Linked DNA regions of Homo sapiens: all the other regions are linked to region 1. Evidence: chromatin contacts called from ENCODE Hi-C or POLR2A ChIA-PET data. All regions are on one chromosome and are shown on one strand. Each heading gives the region's core, a stretch centred on a gene start or an enhancer-like site at or near the end of the contact. The rest is flanking DNA. Distances are from core to core; before and after follow the strand shown. Region 1 holds the start of MIDEAS (mitotic deacetylase associated SANT domain protein). Region 2 holds the start of SUSD6 (sushi domain containing 6). Region 3 holds the start of LINC02288 (long intergenic non-protein coding RNA 2288). Region 4 holds the start of LINC01629 (long intergenic non-protein coding RNA 1629). Region 5 holds the start of TTC9 (tetratricopeptide repeat domain 9). Region 6 overlaps TTC9 (tetratricopeptide repeat domain 9).

What was found. A loop is a pair of places that touch in the nucleus more often than their neighbours do. ChIA-PET counts read pairs that join two places held with the same protein, here RNA polymerase II (POLR2A). Pooled maps may share reads with other maps.
Region 2: a loop to region 1 is called in a map of naive thymus-derived CD4-positive, alpha-beta T cell, with 5 times the contacts of the local background. The contact joins the promoter of SUSD6 here to the promoter of MIDEAS in region 1. A Hi-C loop is called at or near these places in 1 of 168 maps with a recorded cell type or tissue (naive thymus-derived CD4-positive, alpha-beta T cell), 2 of 37 single-sample maps with no recorded cell type and 5 of 50 pooled maps.
Region 3: a map of naive thymus-derived CD4-positive, alpha-beta T cell shows a loop between it and region 1 (18-fold over the local background). The contact joins the promoter of LINC02288 here to the promoter of MIDEAS in region 1. A Hi-C loop is called at or near these places in 1 of 168 maps with a recorded cell type or tissue (naive thymus-derived CD4-positive, alpha-beta T cell), 3 of 37 single-sample maps with no recorded cell type and 10 of 50 pooled maps.
Region 4: a loop to region 1 is called in a pooled map, with 15 times the contacts of the local background. The contact joins the promoter of LINC01629 here to the promoter of MIDEAS in region 1. A Hi-C loop is called at or near these places in 1 of 168 maps with a recorded cell type or tissue (endothelial cell of umbilical vein) and 8 of 50 pooled maps. POLR2A ChIA-PET finds 5 or more read pairs at or near these places in 1 of 52 experiments (B cell).
Region 5: a pooled map shows a loop between it and region 1 (3-fold over the local background). The contact joins the promoter of TTC9 here to the promoter of MIDEAS in region 1. A Hi-C loop is called at or near these places in 3 of 37 single-sample maps with no recorded cell type and 6 of 50 pooled maps. POLR2A ChIA-PET finds 5 or more read pairs at or near these places in 1 of 52 experiments (H1).
Region 6: a map with no recorded cell type shows a loop between it and region 1 (6-fold over the local background). The contact joins the enhancer-like site here to the promoter of MIDEAS in region 1. A Hi-C loop is called at or near these places in 5 of 37 single-sample maps with no recorded cell type and 6 of 50 pooled maps. POLR2A ChIA-PET finds 5 or more read pairs at or near these places in 1 of 52 experiments (GM10248).

Annotation. Positions count from the first base shown.
Region 1 is chr14:73,758,850-73,761,638 of GRCh38, reverse strand. MIDEAS (mitotic deacetylase associated SANT domain protein) reads left to right here and starts at 1,336. Exons shown (of 13, transcript NM_001367710.1): 1 at 1,336-1,876. RefSeq lists enhancers at 1-13, 929-1,258 and silencers at 1,679-1,918, 2,049-2,198, 2,559-2,668.
Region 2 is chr14:69,610,254-69,613,042 of GRCh38, reverse strand. It overlaps SUSD6 (sushi domain containing 6), which reads right to left and starts at 1,447. Exons shown (of 6, transcript NM_014734.4): 1 at 1,215-1,447. RefSeq lists a silencer at 929-1,698.
Region 3 is chr14:77,039,700-77,042,488 of GRCh38, reverse strand. It overlaps LINC02288 (long intergenic non-protein coding RNA 2288), which reads right to left and starts at 1,440. Exons shown (of 4, transcript NR_110554.1): 1 at 1,212-1,440. RefSeq lists enhancers at 1,738-1,827, 1-1,961, 1,237-1,968 and a silencer at 2,078-2,267.
Region 4 is chr14:76,958,175-76,960,963 of GRCh38, reverse strand. LINC01629 (long intergenic non-protein coding RNA 1629) reads right to left here and starts at 1,326. Exons shown (of 3, transcript NR_133913.1): 1 at 1,211-1,326. RefSeq lists enhancers at 1-353, 1,436-1,505, 1,546-1,725.
Region 5 is chr14:70,640,455-70,643,243 of GRCh38, reverse strand. It overlaps TTC9 (tetratricopeptide repeat domain 9), which reads right to left and starts at 1,328. Exons shown (of 3, transcript NM_015351.2): 1 at 709-1,328. The coding sequence starts at 1,114. TTC9-DT (TTC9 divergent transcript) reads left to right here and starts at 1,946. Exons shown (of 3, transcript NR_110071.1): 1 at 1,946-2,236. RefSeq lists silencers at 774-843, 864-1,053, 1,274-1,423 and enhancers at 1,894-2,153, 2,254-2,433.
Region 6 is chr14:70,664,171-70,666,959 of GRCh38, reverse strand. All of the region lies in intron 1 of TTC9 (tetratricopeptide repeat domain 9), which reads right to left. Among named protein-coding and RNA genes, the nearest start is that of TTC9, 24 kb to the right of the region's middle. RefSeq lists enhancers at 1-76, 77-577, 1,075-1,234. Within about 2 kb of position 1,364, at least 19 of the 41 ENCODE cell types and tissues checked have a DNase peak (open chromatin) inside an H3K27ac peak, as active enhancers do.

The DNA of each region.
Region 1 (2,789 bases), core at 87-2,586:
AATCACAGAATCATGGATCTTGAACTGGAAGGGATCTCAAGAGGTCCTCTGGTCCAGTCCTGTGGCATAATTACCTGTATTTTGTAGATAAGATTGTTTTAAGTGTTCCTTATTTTGACATATCTATCATAACATGGTGCAAATAAGCCCTTCTCCTCTTGGGGAGGTGTGACTTCCAGGTGTACATGTACGCAGGTGCTCCAGCCAGCAAAGAGGTGGAAGAGGACAGGAAAGCCATGCCCCCTTAGAAGCAAGTGCAGGTTTGGCAGGATTTCTGGGCAGAAGATCCAAGTTTTGCCTGTGTCCTCCACACCCCACCCTGGCCCTGTAGGCCCAGTGAGTGTGTGAGAATCATATTCTGCTGCCCCTCCCTCCTCTTCTCCCTGAGAAAGTGAGGGATGCACCTGGTTCTCAGGTCTGGCCACAGTGTTTTGAAAAGTGGCTGCCAGGACACATGGTATTCTTCGGTGGTTTTTCTTTCAAAGGAAAATCTCCTTGTGACCCATCTCCTTGAAAAACAGCCACCGCCACCACCGCCGCCGCCACCACCACCACTGCACCACCACCAAAAAACTTGGAAGGAAGAATAGGACACACTCCCCTGAACTTTCCCCTGGCCCTAGAGCCCCATTGAATGTGGGGGCCAGAACCAACCTCTTGAGCTGCAAAAATGTTTTCCATCTTCCCACCAGTCAGGCAAGGAGGCATCAAGGCCTGGACCTGAGAATTGATCAGGGGGATATTTAGGGAAGACAGGGGAAAATGTGAGTATGGAGTGAAAAGCCGCTCAACTCTGGCCTGAGTTGCTAGATTTAAATCCAGGAGATTTTCCTCACCTAAGCGATGGAGATGGTGGGTCCTTTCTAGGGACTGAGGCCAGTTTCTCAATAACCTTTACACGCACCAGGACGCTTTTGAGCCAGAAAGTGAAACTCGGAGAGTCTGTTAATAAAATGCCATGGAGAGGATTGTGCATGATTTACCGTATCCAAAACCAGAGAGAGTTTCTTTGTGGAAGAAAGCGACTTGTGCCTTCCCCAGCATCACACACACACTTTCCTGGCAGGCTCAATGGGTTTCCAAACATTTCGTCACCGTCTCCTCCTGACCTTGGTGTGAAAGGAACTAGCAGCGTGGCCCGCCAGCAAAGCCATCGGGGGCGCCAGCCTGGGCGGGGGATGGGGACGGCGACCGACTCGTGAGTGGAGGTGAGGTCTGCTGGAAATCCCCAGCCCCGGCCGCCGCCTGAGGTTTAAGGACGCCTTCCCCGGCCTTATTTGGTCGCAGGAAGTGGGCGGCGCCGGGCCTGCTGGCTGAGGCCGCCCCGAGACAGTTGTGCTGATGAAGTGGTAGAGCTGGTTCCTGCTCGCCGCGGTGCCGCGCGCGCCGGCCGGCCGCTGGGCGCTCCGCGCTCCCAGCCTCGAGTTGTGCAATCCTTTGTAGCACGCCAGAGTCCTCCTCCTCCGCTGTTGCCTCTCGCCCTCTCTCTTTTTTTTTTTTTCAAGCTGTGAGCTCAACCGATGAGTCAGAGCCGTGCAATCCTGACACTGCATCGCAGGACTGGGGGTGACACGGAGGGAGGCAGAGCGCTCGCGAGGCGGACGGCACGGGTGCGGGGCGCGCCGAGGCTCCTGCATCGCAAGCGGGGGGTGACAGCCCGCGCGTCCCGCCCGGGCCCTGCCAGCAAACTTCTCAGCCTCGGGAGGCGCGGGCTGGCGGAAGCCCCGCGAGCGCCGCGGGGAGGCGACGGCGCCTGTTTGTTTTTAAAATCGGGAGTGCGTGCAGGCGGCTGGAGTCCCGGAGGCGACCGAAGGCGGCGACCCGCGGCGGAAGGGGGACAGCCGAGCCCGGAGCCCGGAGCCCGGGCAAGAGCTGGGTAAGTGGGGCTGCCTGGCCGGCGGCCGAGGCCTGCACGCGGCGGGGCCGGCGAGGGGACCCCAGGCGGCGCGCGAGCTGTGGCTGCTCGCACGGCGGGTTGCAGCTCTGCAGGCGCGGCCCGGAGAGGGGGCCGCGGGGGCCGCTGCGCTCGAACTTCTGCGGCCTGGGCGGCGGTGGAGCGGGCGCGTGTGGCCGTGCGGGGGCCGCCTGCAGCCCGCCGCCCCCTCCCCCGCGGTCCGCGCCCTCGGCCCGCAGCTGCGTGTGCAGCGCAGCCCCGCGGTGTTTGTGCAGCTACGCAGCTTGCGCGCGGCCCCCGCCCACCCGGGCGCGGCCCCGCCAGGAAAGCCCTCCCCACCCGGCGGCCCGCGGCGGCTCGGGAATCCGGCTGCTCCTCCTCCGCTGGAGAGAAACGTGGTGTCCGTGGGGACCGGCTGACGTGACGGAGCCCAGGCCCGGAAGGCGCGGCGAGGGGCTAGCCAGCTGAGGGAACTTGGCGCGGGAGCCCCTTCCCCTGCCAGCGTGCACGGGAAAGTGGGCCTGGACGCGGCGTCCACGCCAGGAGTTTGGGGGACAGAGGTGCAGGGGCGTTGGGGAACTGGGGCAAATGCAGTCAGCAGAGGCCTAGGCTGGAGCGCTTCGCGCGGGCGGGCGCACCTCAGACCTGTCATCCTCCCGCGCGCCCCCGCACGCCCGCGCCGCCGCAGCCCTCCCAGCCCGCGCGGTGCCTCGCGGGGAGCTGTGTTCCCTGGTGCCTGGCGGCAGCGCCGAAACCCGGGATTCGGCCGGGCCCTGCATATGGCCGGCTTGGTGGAGCTGGTCACGTCGCCTCCCAAGTCGCACATGCAGGACCATGTGTGTCAGGTTGCCCCCAAGGCCTCTGGGTAAAGGTCTAGGGGAGGAAGGGGAACTTC
Region 2 (2,789 bases), core at 198-2,697, 4.1 Mb after region 1:
AAAACACAAAACCCAGAGAACTCAGAAGTCAGTGCCAAGCACATGTCTCTACTAGCCTCCACTAGATGGTGACAGTTTGGGTGTGGAATTCCCAAAACAGAAAAGGTGTGTGTGCGTAACTCCTATGTATGTTTTTACACCAGAGGAACGAAAACAGCAAGAAATGAATTAACTACTGTGAAGGAAAGACATACTTCCCATCTCTGTAGATCAAAAAAGGGAGTAAATCCCTAGGCCTAATTGAACTGAGTAATCTTACTGCACCTCTGGAAGAGCACACAGGAGCCCAGTTAGCGAGAGCAACAAAGCCCAGCATGTCGCCTGCCACTGAAAGAAAATTCTGTGGGAACAACAGCTTTAGGCCTCCTTGCCCAGACGCCAACTTCCCTTTAACCAGCCCAAGACTTTATTTTGACGCCTCTTTGCTCCTGGGTCTTGCTGTCCCCATAACCACCTCCCCCTCCTGCTCCTAAATTCGTCCAGGGTAACTTTTCTCCACTTCAGCAGCTCCCCAGCCACGACTCCCATGAGGGAGAGTCAGATCCACACTCATAGCTGGGGTCTCAAAACCAAGCGAAAAAAGGAAAGTCTGTATGTACGTGCCTACTTTTTGAAAGAAAATAGCTGGTTTCGGGGAGTTTAGCCTGGTTAATAAGAGAAGTTTTTGAGATTAAAGAGCAGCCGAGGCGCGGGGGCTCCCGAATGCCGCGGTGCGCACAGGCGGGCTCTGAGATTTCCTCAGGAAATCCACCTTCTCTAAGCCAGCCCTGCCCCAGCGCAAGCCCCGCAGCTTTGCTGGGCTGAGGGCAGTAATGACAGTGGCACAGAGGGCCTCTGCCTACCTCCTCTGCACCCATCGGCACGGCGTCTGGCTCTTCCGGTGCTGCCCGGGCAGCGACGCGGGACGGCGCGCCCCGGACCGCGGGTCACCAAGTTCCCGGCCGCAAACCAGCCGCCGGTCCCCCCGGCCGCGCAGCCCCCACTGCTGGCCGGCTGGCCGCGCCACGCCAGCGCGGGGCTCCCAGCGGCGCGGCTCGCGGCCGGGTGACAGCGGGCCGGCGCAGAGAAGCGCGGGGAGCCGCCGAAGCCGGCCCGGGCTCCGGCCAGCGTCACTCCTGGGCGGTGCGCGCTGGTCCCGCGCCCCTGACAGCCGGCCGAGCGCGTCGATGGCACAATGCCGGCCCCGCCGCCCCCGGGCCGCGGTGACAACTCACCCGGGAGCCGGCGGAGACCTCCGGGATGGGGGCGCTCACAGCTTCCACGCCGCCGCTTGCGCGCGCCCGCAGTCTTCTCGGGTCTAGGCGAGGCCCCGCGTGCCCTTGTCTAGCTCGCTCTGGCCGGCGCTGTGGGCAGAGGAAGCGGGCGGGAGGGAGGGAGGAGGTGGGGCGGTCGCCGGCTTCGGAGAATAGAACGCGGCGGTAGCGACGGCTGCAGCGCCCGCGTCACTGACCCAGCTGTACCGCGCGGGCGGGGGAGGCCCCGCGGAGGGGAGGGGGCGGGGAAGGGGCGGGAAAGGGGCAGGGCCAGGCGCGCACGCAACGGCGCCGGCGTCGCGCCGCCGCGACCGCCCCGCCGGGAGGCCCTGCACGCACGCGCCGCCGGCCGGGCCAGGTACCCAAGGGAGAAGCGACGCGGTTGGGGAGGTGGGGGGTCCTTAAAGAGACAGTCCCTCTGCGCTGGAGTGGATGGGGCGGTGGCACCGACTCAGCTGGACTATGCGGCGTTTCCAGTGCGCTCTCCAGTTCGTTTACTATTATTATTATTTGCATGATTGAATTACTATTATTTGCAAAGAATTGTACTGCCCTGAGGTTTACAAGGCTTTTGGCGCATGTTGCCTTGTTAGCTCTTGAATTGCTCGTCTGACCTAGCTCGTCTGAAGCAGGTTATTATCTCCCTGTTAAGCAGTAATCCGAACTGTGGTTCCTAGCCTGCCAACATTAAAGCTGCCCGGGGGGTGGGTGGGGGTGAAAATGCAGATTCGGGGCCCCGAATGACCTCCAGCCATTGTGATTCAGTGGGGTCGGACTTGGGAATCTGTATTTTCACTAGCATTCTGAAGTGAGTGATCCTTCAGCATACTAAAAGCACACAAGGGATCTCAAGGTTGAGAAAACCGCAGTTCAGAGCCAGGACTGGCAGAGCCCGGGCTAGAAGCCTGCCACATTCCTAACTGTATTTCCCCTCTTGAGCCTTGCCTTCTGGGGCTATTTTCTAGCACATACTGAGTGAGCAGTTTGTGCACTGTATGGCTACATCGTTTATTGGTGATCTCTCATGCAGTGTGTCCTCGGTTTATGTGTTTACAGGGCCCGTGGCGCCTTGATGGGGAGGACTCTGGCTTTTTATCTTTGTACCCCAGGGCCTTGCACCGTGTCGGTCTCAGAGGTCCTCCATAAGTGTTAAGGAACTCCTACTTGTAAATCAGTGGTAGAGTCCACATCTGGACCTACAGACTTGTGTCTTTGCTGCAGCTTGGGTCAGGCAGGCCTCTTCTCCCAGATGCTCTTGGACAAAAGGATACACCTTCTCAGGGCCTCTCACCAGGCCTAGTTCTAGTAGGCTTTCGGGAAAAGCACTGTGAATTAACAGGGCATGTCCTTGTGAAGTAGCTTGAACCAAATAAACAGGATGCTCCTCCCCATGCACACAGACCCATCCCCAAAAGAACCCTTCCCTTCTGGGCCCCACAGCAACCTGTGGCTCGTTGCTATAATGCCTTTTTCATAAGTCTATCCTTGTTCTGCCTTCTTTCTTCCTTGCCTTCTTGGGTCCAGACTCATTAGAGA
Region 3 (2,789 bases), core at 191-2,690, 3.3 Mb before region 1:
CTCAGTACAGAAACATGTCCGTCAACCTGGGAAAGGAATCACCACCACGAAATATGCTTTTGGCTTGCCAAAGCTTAGCAGCTGTGAGAGCCAAAAACCCAGCTGCCTGGACTGTCTGGGGAAGTTGGCGGGAGGGAGGGGGGGTTGCTTTCTGAATCACCTGATTTCTGCCTCTAACTCTAGTTTAATTCCAAGTCGAAACCTATCTTGAAATGTCTCAAGAGCCTACTGCTCCTAAAAATTGTAGGTTTTAGCTAACCCTTCAGCTCTGTGCCTGCTGGCAAGGTGAAGCAGATGGCGTTTGTTGATTATTTATTTGGAAGGGGCTACTTTGGAATCAGGAAATTCCAGCGAGACAGAGTGCATCGCCTTGGCCAGAGCTGCCGTGACAATCACGAGCAGACACCCAGAGACAGTCAAGTTCAAAGAAATTGCAGCTAAGCCCCAGGAACTTGGGGCATTTTCAGTCTTTCTCGTCTCCTGGCCTCCATGTTCACCATGCACTTAGGAAGAAATGTTTCGTTCAGTTCAACATTCTGTGGTCTTCAAGTGTTTGAATACAAGGGCCCACATTCAAGGTCCCGCTTTGTCAAAAGGGCTTCACGAAGCTAACAGGCCTCTGACTTGTGTTTCATCCTGAAGCCCCTCATTATACAGACAGATCAAAACAGAAATCCCCCCTGCCTTAATGCCCAGCACATAAAGTCCTCTTTAATTAACATACACCATTTTTCAGTGAAACAGCCTCAAGGTGTTAAAAGTGCATAAAGGTCTGAAAGCTGAAGCCCAAGATAAACAGTGTGCCGAAATATATTTAGCAGAAAATATTGAAAGCCACAGGAAAAATAAGTTCCCTTCCTGGGATGTTAACGAATGTTTAGGTTCAGGAAACCTTCAGGAAGTAGCGAGCCGAGAAGGAATACTGCTCACCGTTTTTACCCCCAATGTAAATAAATCACTAAACCTCTTTGGTTTCCATAGGCCTGGGCTGGAGTGGAATATTTCATTTTTTCCCCATTAAACAGGCCACCCGGAGTGTTGGCATTACAGGCCTGAAAATATACCAAATCTGAATGTGCTATTTTGTTTCTGTACATTAAATCAGACTGTGTTTCAAACGGCAGTTCGTGCTAAATGGGGGGCTGATGATCCAGACTGTGCACCCTCACACACCTGAAATTGGCGCAGCGTAAATGATAGATCTGTTTCACCTTGGATCTCCCCGTGTCTTGTCTCCTACAGGAACACACCCTCTGTCGTTGTTGCCCAAGGTGATGTCATGTTCATTCTAAAGGCCGCGGTTCCAAGGGGACTACACCACAAGAAGATGCCTTCAGAAAGACCCAGATTTCCTGCGGTCTCAGGTAGGCGGCAGGGAGCAAGAGAACAAGGAAAGGACCCGCCACCACTCTCCCCAAGATGGATGCTGCATGATGTAAGTGGCTGGCTAAAATATCTGGCATCCTTGCAGTTTTAAGTTGCCAGCTAAATATTATTAAAAAGATAAAATACACGCAAACTGTGCAGAATGCAGGGCTGCTGTGTTTACATCCGGGTTTTGATGACTCAAAGACTTACACTTGAGCTTGCTGAAAAGCCTCTATTAAAAATACCGCTTTGTGAAAGCCCCCAGGGAGCAGGAAGAAAGCTGGGGGTGTGAAAGAGGAGAGCGGGAGGATGGTGACCCACCCAAGGACGGCGCTGACACCTGTGCTCCGGGCTGGCACTTAAGGCCAAGGAAGTGCTTAGAGGTTAACCTCCTCTCACCCTCGGAACCAGAGCGGGGAGGGTTAACCTTTTTCCAGAACATTTATTTCACCATCTCACTGACTAGAGGGAGGAGGGGCGGGAGGGGGAGAACGAGAGCCTGCCGCGCAGAGAGGCTGCGGATCACAAGGCCATTCTGATAGCCTCCTGTCCCCATGGCAACTGCAACGGCATTTATCAGTTCCTTCTGCGCACAGGCACAGCAAATCTGCATTGCACATGGCAGGCTTCCAGCATTTCAAATGAAAGAGCACTTTGAACGGCTGCCAAGTTTGGAAGGAGCAGAACTGTCAGGGCTGCTTAAAGCTGGCAGTTTATACTGGGGAGGTTTTCGCTTCCCACAATTCTCCGGGCCTGGCGAGCCGCCAAGTACTTAGCGGAAGCTAAAAAGTAACTCGCTCCCCTCCCTCCCCTCCCCTCCCCCTGCTCACGCTCCCCCTCCACACTATTCACCGCAGTGCTCTCAAAATTTTCCACATGTCCTGTGTCACCAGTGCAGACTGTACAATGAAAACCAGAACGCCGGCTGCCCACGACCAGGCTTTTATTAATAAATAACGGAGGGAGGAGGAGGAGGGGTTGGGATCAGACACTGACAGCTGGGGCACCGGGTCTCCGCGTACCTGCCAAAACCCCATAACCACTGGGTGTGAATGCGTGTGGTGTGTGTGCCTTTCAGCCTTAAAAATACATTAATAAAAATAAAAATAAAGGGAGCCTCAGAGCTGTAGACACCCTGAGTACCAGGGGAGGAGGGGTGGGTTTCGGTTGGATGGTTTGGCGCTTTATTTAGGGTGGGAATGGAGGTCTTGCAGGCAGCGTTGTTCAGATCCAGCCTTTCTAAGATCTGTAGGGAAGAGGGTTGTTATTGAGAGCTAAGCCTGTTTCTGGAGCTTTCCTTGAATCTCTCAGATGTCATGGTGAAAGCTGTGAGGCCACAGATGGGGAGGGAGTTCGGAGATGCTTTTCAATGCAAAGTTTACCAGATAACTTCTGACCGTCACGCACAGCCCAGAGCACAA
Region 4 (2,789 bases), core at 77-2,576, 3.2 Mb before region 1:
TACTACCCTGAGGCAAAAACTTTATGAAATTAAACGTTCCTTTTAACCTGCACTTCTATTCTTACATTCTCTTCTATTTCCTTTTTTTAAAAAAAATTCTGGCTGGGCGTGGTGGCTCACGCCTGTAATTCCAGCACTCTGGGAGGCCAAGGCATGCGGATCACTTGAGGCCAGGAGTTCGAGACCAGCCTGGCCAACATGGCAAAACCCCGTCTCTACTAAAAATACAAAAAATTAGCCAGATGTGGTGGCAGGTGCCTGTAACGCCAACTACTTGAGAGGCTGAGGCTGGAGAATCACTTGAACCCAGGAGGTGGAGGTCAGTGAGCCAAGACTGTGAAACTGCACTCTAGCCTGGGCAGAGACTAGAGACTCTAGCCTGGACAGAATGAGACTGTCTCAAAAACAAACAAACAAAAAAATTCTGTGTATGACTATGATCCCTTAACTTGATTTCATGACCCACGAATGGATCTCAACCTACAACTGGAAAAACCCACTACTCTGGAGGAGCTGATTCCGTACTCTGCTGGATCTTCAATTCCTGACCGCTGGAAATTGGCTGCAATTTTCCTGGTGAGTTCCTCCCTCCATGTTCTCCTCACTAATACACCCTACACCAGACCTCCAGTCCTAAAAGCCACCACCTGCTTCACGTCACCACACCTGTGCCAATCAGATTTCCTCTGTTCCCTCTTGGACCTTCAGGGACCTCCAGGATAAATGCCAGGATCCCAGTTACTGGCAGACTGAGAGAAGGATGACAGCCCCAAAAGATCACGAGGTTCCTATCTGTTCATATTTGGTGGGCAGCTTTCGTCTGCAAGAACAAAATACAAGCCGGGTGAGGCGGCTCACATCTGTAATGCCAGTACTTTGGGAGGCCGAGGCAGGCGGATCACCTGATGTCAGGAGTTTGAGACCAGCCTGACCAACATGGCGAAACCCCATCTCTACTAAAAGTACAAAATTAGCCAGGTGTAGTGGTGCATGCCTGTAATCCCAGCTACTCGAGAGGCCGAGGCAGGAGAATCGCTTGAACCCGCGAGGCGGAGGTTGCAGTGAGCCGAGATCGCACCACTGCACTCCAGCCTGGGCGACAGAGAGAGACGCTGTCTCAAAATAAATAAATAAATAAATAAATAAATCAATAACAAAATACATAACTCAAGCAATTTAAACAGTGAGGGGTAAAACTGAAATCACATACCAGGAAGCCCAGAGGTCTGCGGTTCCAGGGTTGGTAAATGAAGTGACCACTCTATGTCTATTTCTCTCTTGTCATTGACACCCTTTGGAAGTGTCTTTTTCTACCTTAGTCTCAGTATGACAAGAGTGCTATGTCAGGGGGCTTTTGTAGGTAGCAGAAGGGAAGGGTGAGGCCAGGGTTTCAGCTGGCTGGGCAAGTGGGTGAGTCACTAAGTGGCTGGGCCCCTTTAGCCCCATGTAAGGACAGGCTGCAGCCACCCACTGCCCGCCCCAACTGTGTCTGGACAGAAATGGACATGTCTGCTTTGCAGCAGCCACGCCTCATGCTGGGATAAACCTATGAATCAGGAAGGCCACAGATGCTATCACCCGTTTCTCTCCACCAGTTACAGGCCCCGAAAGCAGAAATGGCTGTGGCCTCACCTACGAATCCTGAATGGCGAACCCAGCATCCTGTCTCTAGCTCAGTGCTGGATTCCCTGGAGCAGGAGTGCCAAATGTGGCAGTGAGGGAAACTCTTTGGTTCTCCCTTCCACTTTGGGCTCATTCTAAGTCTATTCTCTAGGCACTGAGACCCCTCATGTTGATTTCTTCTGCCTACATGGGCCTGTTGTCTGTCGGTTTTCCCAGGAAGAGCTGGGAACTTGAGGGTTGGGGTGGGTGGGTATAATGGTGGCAGAGTCTCCCCCGGTTTCTGTGTCTATGGTAGTACCTGATAGCACAGACCTTGCCTTAACCTAGGTCTAGTAGCATGTGGGACTGTGTGTGAACTGGAAGGAACATGAGTGCCACTTCCCTTACTATGTAGATGTGGAGCCCCAGGCTCAGAAGGGGATAGTGATTTGCCCAAGGCCACACGGCTCCTTAGCAGCAGAGGCATACACTGGGGTTTCCTGGACTTCAAGCCTCCACTCTTTTGCCACTCCCACCTGTGGGGATCCCTGCTTTGCCCCCTAATTGGCTCCACCTCCCAAAGTCATCATAAATGGCCCAGGTGAGAGTGGTGCCCTGTTGCTAGGGGCTACCGGGTCCAGGCAGTAACTCAGATGCCTGCCCCAGGAAAACCCTGACAGTGGAGGAAACGCCTGTGTTTCTATCCCAAGCTGGTTTGCCTCGCTCCTGCTGAACACAGTAAAAAGAAGGTAGAATCCACACTGCAGGCCCTGAGACAACAAATGCTCACCCTTCTGAGGAAAGCTGCCTTTAACAAAGGGGAGTAGGGCTTGGCTGGCCCTGGAAAGAATTTGCTACGGGTGCTGGTGTTAGGGAGGGTATGGTACCAGCCAGTGTGTAGGAGTTCTGCTCATGGGAGGGTGTACCGGGTGTGTGCTGATTCCTCTGTGTGTGCCCAGGAAGACGGCAGCTAGTGTAGACAACCAGGGAGTGCCTGACTGGCAGCTGGAATGCCAGGGTTCTCTCAGCCACCTGTCGGTCCTGTGACCTTGGGACTTAACCTCCCAGTCTCAGTTTTTCTCAGCTGCAAAATGGGGATGCTAAGAATCTCCTTCACAAGATTGCTAAAGAGGTAAAACGAATGGATGTGCATATTCTCCCAGCGGCTGGACAAAGTGGCTTATGCC
Region 5 (2,789 bases), core at 79-2,578, 3.1 Mb after region 1:
GGACTGATGCTACACATAGTGAGAAACGGGCAGGGAGGAGAGGGAGAATGCAGCATAGTTCAAGCCCAACCATGAACCAAGCTTCTTTTGAGATAGAGATCTTCACCTGGCAACCGGGAGCCCCAGCAGAGCTCAGAGAGAAGAAAGTGGCATTCTGGAATCCATTTTGCTCAAGATGCTGAAGGCATGGTGTCAAACTCCCCTTTGCTACTGGGGCCAAAAAACTTGGGGAAGATCTTACCTACAGGGATGCGGTTAGTTGGGGAAAAGGCGAGGACCAATCCTGGTGCTCATGCTACCTAAGGAGAGCAGACAGGTGCGTGGCCTCCCTTGGGACCCACCCGCAGGAAAAAGCTGGGCTAGCGGTGGCTGCGGGGGCCCACCCCGGGCGCTGCTTCCGCATTTTGGACCCAGGTCCACTGGTGAGCAGTAGCAGCAGCAGCCATAGCCAGGCCAGCTGGGTCCCCTTCCAGTCATTTCTAGGTGAGATTTACGATGTATGCTAGCGAAGGGACAAGAGATGATTATGGCCTTTGAAAGGCATAATCCTGAAAGTCACACTTTTTCCAAAGCGCCTCCCTCCCGGGTTCTCCCCAGAGCAACACAGTCACAGCAGGAGAATCTGCACCGCGGGAGCGCCGCAGTGGTCCGCGGAGGGACCGGGCCGAAGAACGGGGACCGCGGCGCGGGGGGCGCGGCGCGGCTCACCTGCCAGGCTGTTGTAACAGTCGATCTCGATGGCTTCCACCGTCTTGCTCTGCTCCTCCGAGAGGCGGCCGGGCTTCAGGGCCCCAGCCGGGGAGGCCGGGCGCGAGTCCCGCTCCCGTTCCCCGGGGGGCGGCAGCAGCCCCTTCAGCTCCAGCAACGCCCGGTGGTATTTGCCTATGGCTTCACGGAATTTCTTGTCCTTGTAGCACTGCGCCCCTTGGCTTTTGAACTCGTGCGCTCGTCGGATGAGCTCGGCCGGCTCGGCCGCCGCCCCGACCTGGCCCCTCGCTGGGGCTCCTCCGCCGCCGCCCGGGACGCACAGCGGCGGCGGTGGCCGCTGCCCCTCTCCGGCCGCGGGCGGGCTCGGGTTCCCCTTGGCCCCGGCCGCCGAGCCCTTTCTCTCCATTCGGCCGCCGCCCCGGCGCCTGGTGCGCGCCGCGATCTGCCCGCCGCCGCCGCCGCCGCCGCGCCTTCCCGGGTTTAAAAGCCGCGGGCGCCGGCCCCGCGCCTCGCAGGCTTCGTGGCGGCCGTGACACCCCGCGGCGGTCTGGCGCCCCGCACTCCCATTCTCCCCGCTGCTGCCAGAGGCTGCTCCAGCCGCCGCCGCCGCCGCCTCGGACGCCGGCCCCTCCCCCGCCTCCCGGCTCCGCGCCGCCCGCTCCCGCCCTCCTCCCTCCGCAACCTGCGGGTGGCGGGGGCCGGTGCTCGCGGGCCCGGGACTAGCGCTGCGGGGGGACCGTGGCCCCGAGTGGGGTGGCGGGGATGGTCGCTGACCCGGAAGAAGCTTGGCTTGCCCGAAGGAGGGGAGGATTAATGACAAAGACGGCCCCGCTCTTTCCCATTCAATCCCGCTCTGCGAGGCGCGCCTAGTCTGAAAGGAGGTGGGGGGAGGGGGGTAGGTGTAGGGGAAGGGGAGTGTGTGTGTGTGCGTGTGTGTGTGTGTGTGTGCGTGCGTGTAGGGATGGGGGGCGGCGGCGACGAAATGCGTGCAGAAATAGATTTCTTAACTACAAGAAAAGGTGCGGCAGGGAACAAGGGGCGCAGGCGCAAGCCGTAGCTGCTAGTTCTTTGCAGTAAGGTGTTAGTATTTTTTAAGGGGGCAGGGCCTCCTTTTTGTGGATCCAGGTTGTCGCTGAGGTGTGTCTCGGTGTGTGTGGTCGCCGGGGCGTCCAGAACGCGACGGGCGGTACAGCGTGTGGGGCGCCGTATTCTGGGAGCCTGTGTATGCGTGTGCTGTGTGCGCGCAGCTGTGCAGGATGAATCACAGACATCAGAGATGGAGAACACCTGTTACTGTGGGTCATCGGCTTGGCGTGCGTCCGGTCTAGTTTCCATTTACAGGACAGTTCTGTGCCCTTCCTCAGGAGGTCCCATTCCTTCCTTCTTTTGGTCGGTTCTGAGTGTCAGCTGTCTACTGGGGATCTGCTAAGGCTAAGAGGCAAAGATAGGCAAGTCACTCCCCTGACCTCAAGAAACTCCCAGTCTACAGGCGAAGATACACCACCCACCGGTAGAGTCGCTGGACCAGGTACAGATGGTGCCTGTCATTGGGGAGGAACGAAAAGTGCTGTGCAGCCCTGAGGGGGGGAGGGAGAGGTAGCTTTTTGAGTAGTGGTAGATCAGGAGGCTTTATGGAGGAAATAGCATTTGAGGACCTTGAAGGCTGGGTAGGATTTGGCATGAAGAAGTAGAAGGAAGTGGCATAGCCGGAGTGAGGAAATCCAGCGGAAGTCCTGATGTTTGAAATCTCAGGTGTGTTTAGGGCATAGTGGTTTGATTTTATAGCCTAATGAGAAGTAGTGGGAAATGACGGGGTTGGATTATGGGGGCTTTTGGATGAAGAGTTTGGATTTGATTTTGGAGTCAATGGAGAAGCCTGACATATTTTTTAGTGCCCTCCCTTCCTTAATGTTAAGAAAAAGAAAGATTCTAGAGCACCGGTTGTCAGAGTGCTGGCCCCAGACCTGCAGTGTCAGCATCACCTGGGAAACAGTTAGAAATGCAAATCCTAGGATCCTACTCCAGACTTAAGAAATCAGAAACTCTGAGGGTGGGTCTCAGTTAACCAGTATATTGGTTCA
Region 6 (2,789 bases), core at 115-2,614, 3.1 Mb after region 1:
TTATCTCAAGTCACCCAGTTTGTGGGACTTTGTTGTAGGCAGCCTTAGGAATAAGCTACCAGAGGCAATCATCATCTCTTCATCATCATCTTCATCATCATCATCACCATCATGGCCAATATTTGTTGAGTGCTTACCTTGTACAGATGCTGGTCTCATTGTTTTACATGTATTACTGATATAATCCTCAGAATACTCCAATGTGGGTACTATTACTGTTTCAATTTTATAGGTGAGGAAGCTGAGGCCCAGAGAGCTGAAGAAATTTCCCAAGTCCACACAACGTGAAAGAGACAAAGATGGGATTTAAGCTGAAGCTGTCTGGCTCCAGAATCCAAGTCCTTCCTAATCTAGTTGTTGGAGGGATTATATAAAATAATGGCCATAAAGTACTTAATGTGGGCTTGGCACATAGCAAGCATGAAAAAAATGTTAGTTAACATTCTTAGAATTCTTTTTAGTCTTGTACCAGTAACATCTGCCTCTGACTTCCCTCAAGTTCCCTTTCATGTATATTTGTCTCTGCAGTTCCTGAGAGAGGGGGCTTTCTGGTAGGCTAGTGACCAGCTCATACAAGCCACATGTCTGGACATGAGAGACCTAGGTGTCCCAGGCAAGAGGAAGCTATGGCAGGCAGGTCTCATGGTGGAGAGCTTCCCCATCCCACAAACAGCCATCTTTGAGTAAACCATGTCCCTTTGAGCTTTCCCTTACCAGCCCTGAGCCACAGGGAGCCACAGGGCTGGGACTAGAGTGATGACACGCCTGGAGGATGACTAAATGGCCTTGAAGAATGATTGAAATTTCGTGCCCTAGGCACCTCCCTCTAATCCCAACCCTGCTGAGCCACCTCGCCTCCATTTAACCACTCAAATATCTAGTAGGCATTGACCAACGGCAAAGTATGTTGCATACTTCGGAGGGAGTACAAAAAAAGAGACAGGAAAAAGGCACCTGTCTGCTTCTTCAAAGCAAATAAAAACAGAGACTTAGGAGGCAAAACTGGTGCTTCTGTTCACAACCCGGCTGGGTGGCTGGGGGAGAATGCTGATGCTCTGTTCCTTCTTTGTGCCCAGACTTTTCCACACTGACAGAAGACACCTCAGGATAGAGACAAGTCACTGATTTCAATCTTCAGGGGTCTAACGTCAGTCATTCTGACCCCTTAAATAACTTCCCAGGTATCAGAATTGCTGAGATTTTTTAAGAGACCAGATTTTTTTTGAGCATTTAGGACCAAAAAACTCCATTCTTTCACAGAATGAGGAGAAATACACAGACTGTCAAGATGAAGGTATGAGAACCAGGAAGTGAAAGAGAATCAGCCCAGATCTAGAAACTGACCTGTCAGGTTTCACTGGCTGCAGGGCAGAAAGCCAAGTCAACAGAAGCAACAGGCTGCTAACCCCCGAGGGCAGCTCTTGTTCACCCAGGACTACAATCTTCTGGTGCACCAGGGGGTCCTTCTGATAAGCTGATGCTACAAGCCCCCCTCCCCTCTCCTCCCTCTCTCTCCATGGTGGGATCTTAGGCCCTTCTGTCCCCTTCCTCACCTGCATGTTGTCGGAGCCTGTGCTGGTGCTTATACAGCTGTACAGAGAGAGAGAGGGGTTTCTGTAAAAAGGTTCCTGGATGTGAACCTCACTGACTGCTACCTGTGTGTGACTTGGCTCCAGCACCTGCTCCCAGAGCTAAAAGCTGTCCTGTCCACAGCTTCCACGCTCCCTGCCTGAAGTCCTCTCTGACCGGGCCTAGCAGCCCTCTTCCCGTCCAGCCCTCCCTCTTTGAACAGACACTTCTGTTTGCTGACCCTGGCAGTCTAGGAAAAGGACCATTTAACAAATAAAAATAAAAATAAAATAAAATAACAGTTTTTGAATGCATAAAATGGTGGTGACAGGGGCAGGGGAAGCAAAGAGGCCTGGAAATGGGGAAGCCTCCCCCTTCCCACAAAGGGTTAAAGGAACCACAGCAATCAATTTCTGGCACTTATTTGGTAAAAATATTTCTAGTTCCCCTGCAGATCCGGTGGGAACTGGCATACCTGGCTGTGGACCAGGGTTCAGACTTTGGGGGAGGCAAGGGAGGCAGGGCTAGGCTGGTTATAGGGTGTGGAGCCTCAGCTGACACCACAGACAGGGCCCAGAAAGATGGAGAAATAGCTGGGCCAAGAGGTAGAATCTGGATAAGAAGTTGGGGTGCTAGGCCAGGACTCTTTTTTTTTTTTTTTTTAAATGGAGTCACGCTCTATTGCCTAGGCTGGAGTGCAGTGGTGCGATCTCGGCTCACTGCAACCTCTGCCTCCTGGGTTCAAGCAATTCTCCCGTCTCAGCCTCCCAAGTAGCTGGGACTACTACAGATGCCCGCCACCATGCCTAGCTAATTTTTGTAGTTTTAATAGAGACGGGGTTTCACCATATTGGTCAGGCTGGTCTCGAACTCCTGACCTCTGGTGATCTGCCTGCCTCAGCCTCCCAAAGTGCTGGGATTACAGGAGTGAGCCACTACACCCGGCCCAGGCCAGGACTCTTAAGGGAATCCAGGGGTGGAGGGGGTGACAGCCAGGCTGGAGGCTGGCCTCAGCGCTACCTGCAGGTGATTTTTAGGCACCTCTCTGCTTTGGGTGGGTGGCTACTGGTACATCTAGTAAGCCCATGGGATAGGTAAGATGGGATGACAGCAGGCACGTGTGAGGGCTGAGGAAGTTAAGACGACGTGGACTGGCTGCCTCCTGATTGCTCCTTCCCCATCCCTGTAGCCATTAGCCAGGACCTGGGGTTGCAGTGGAC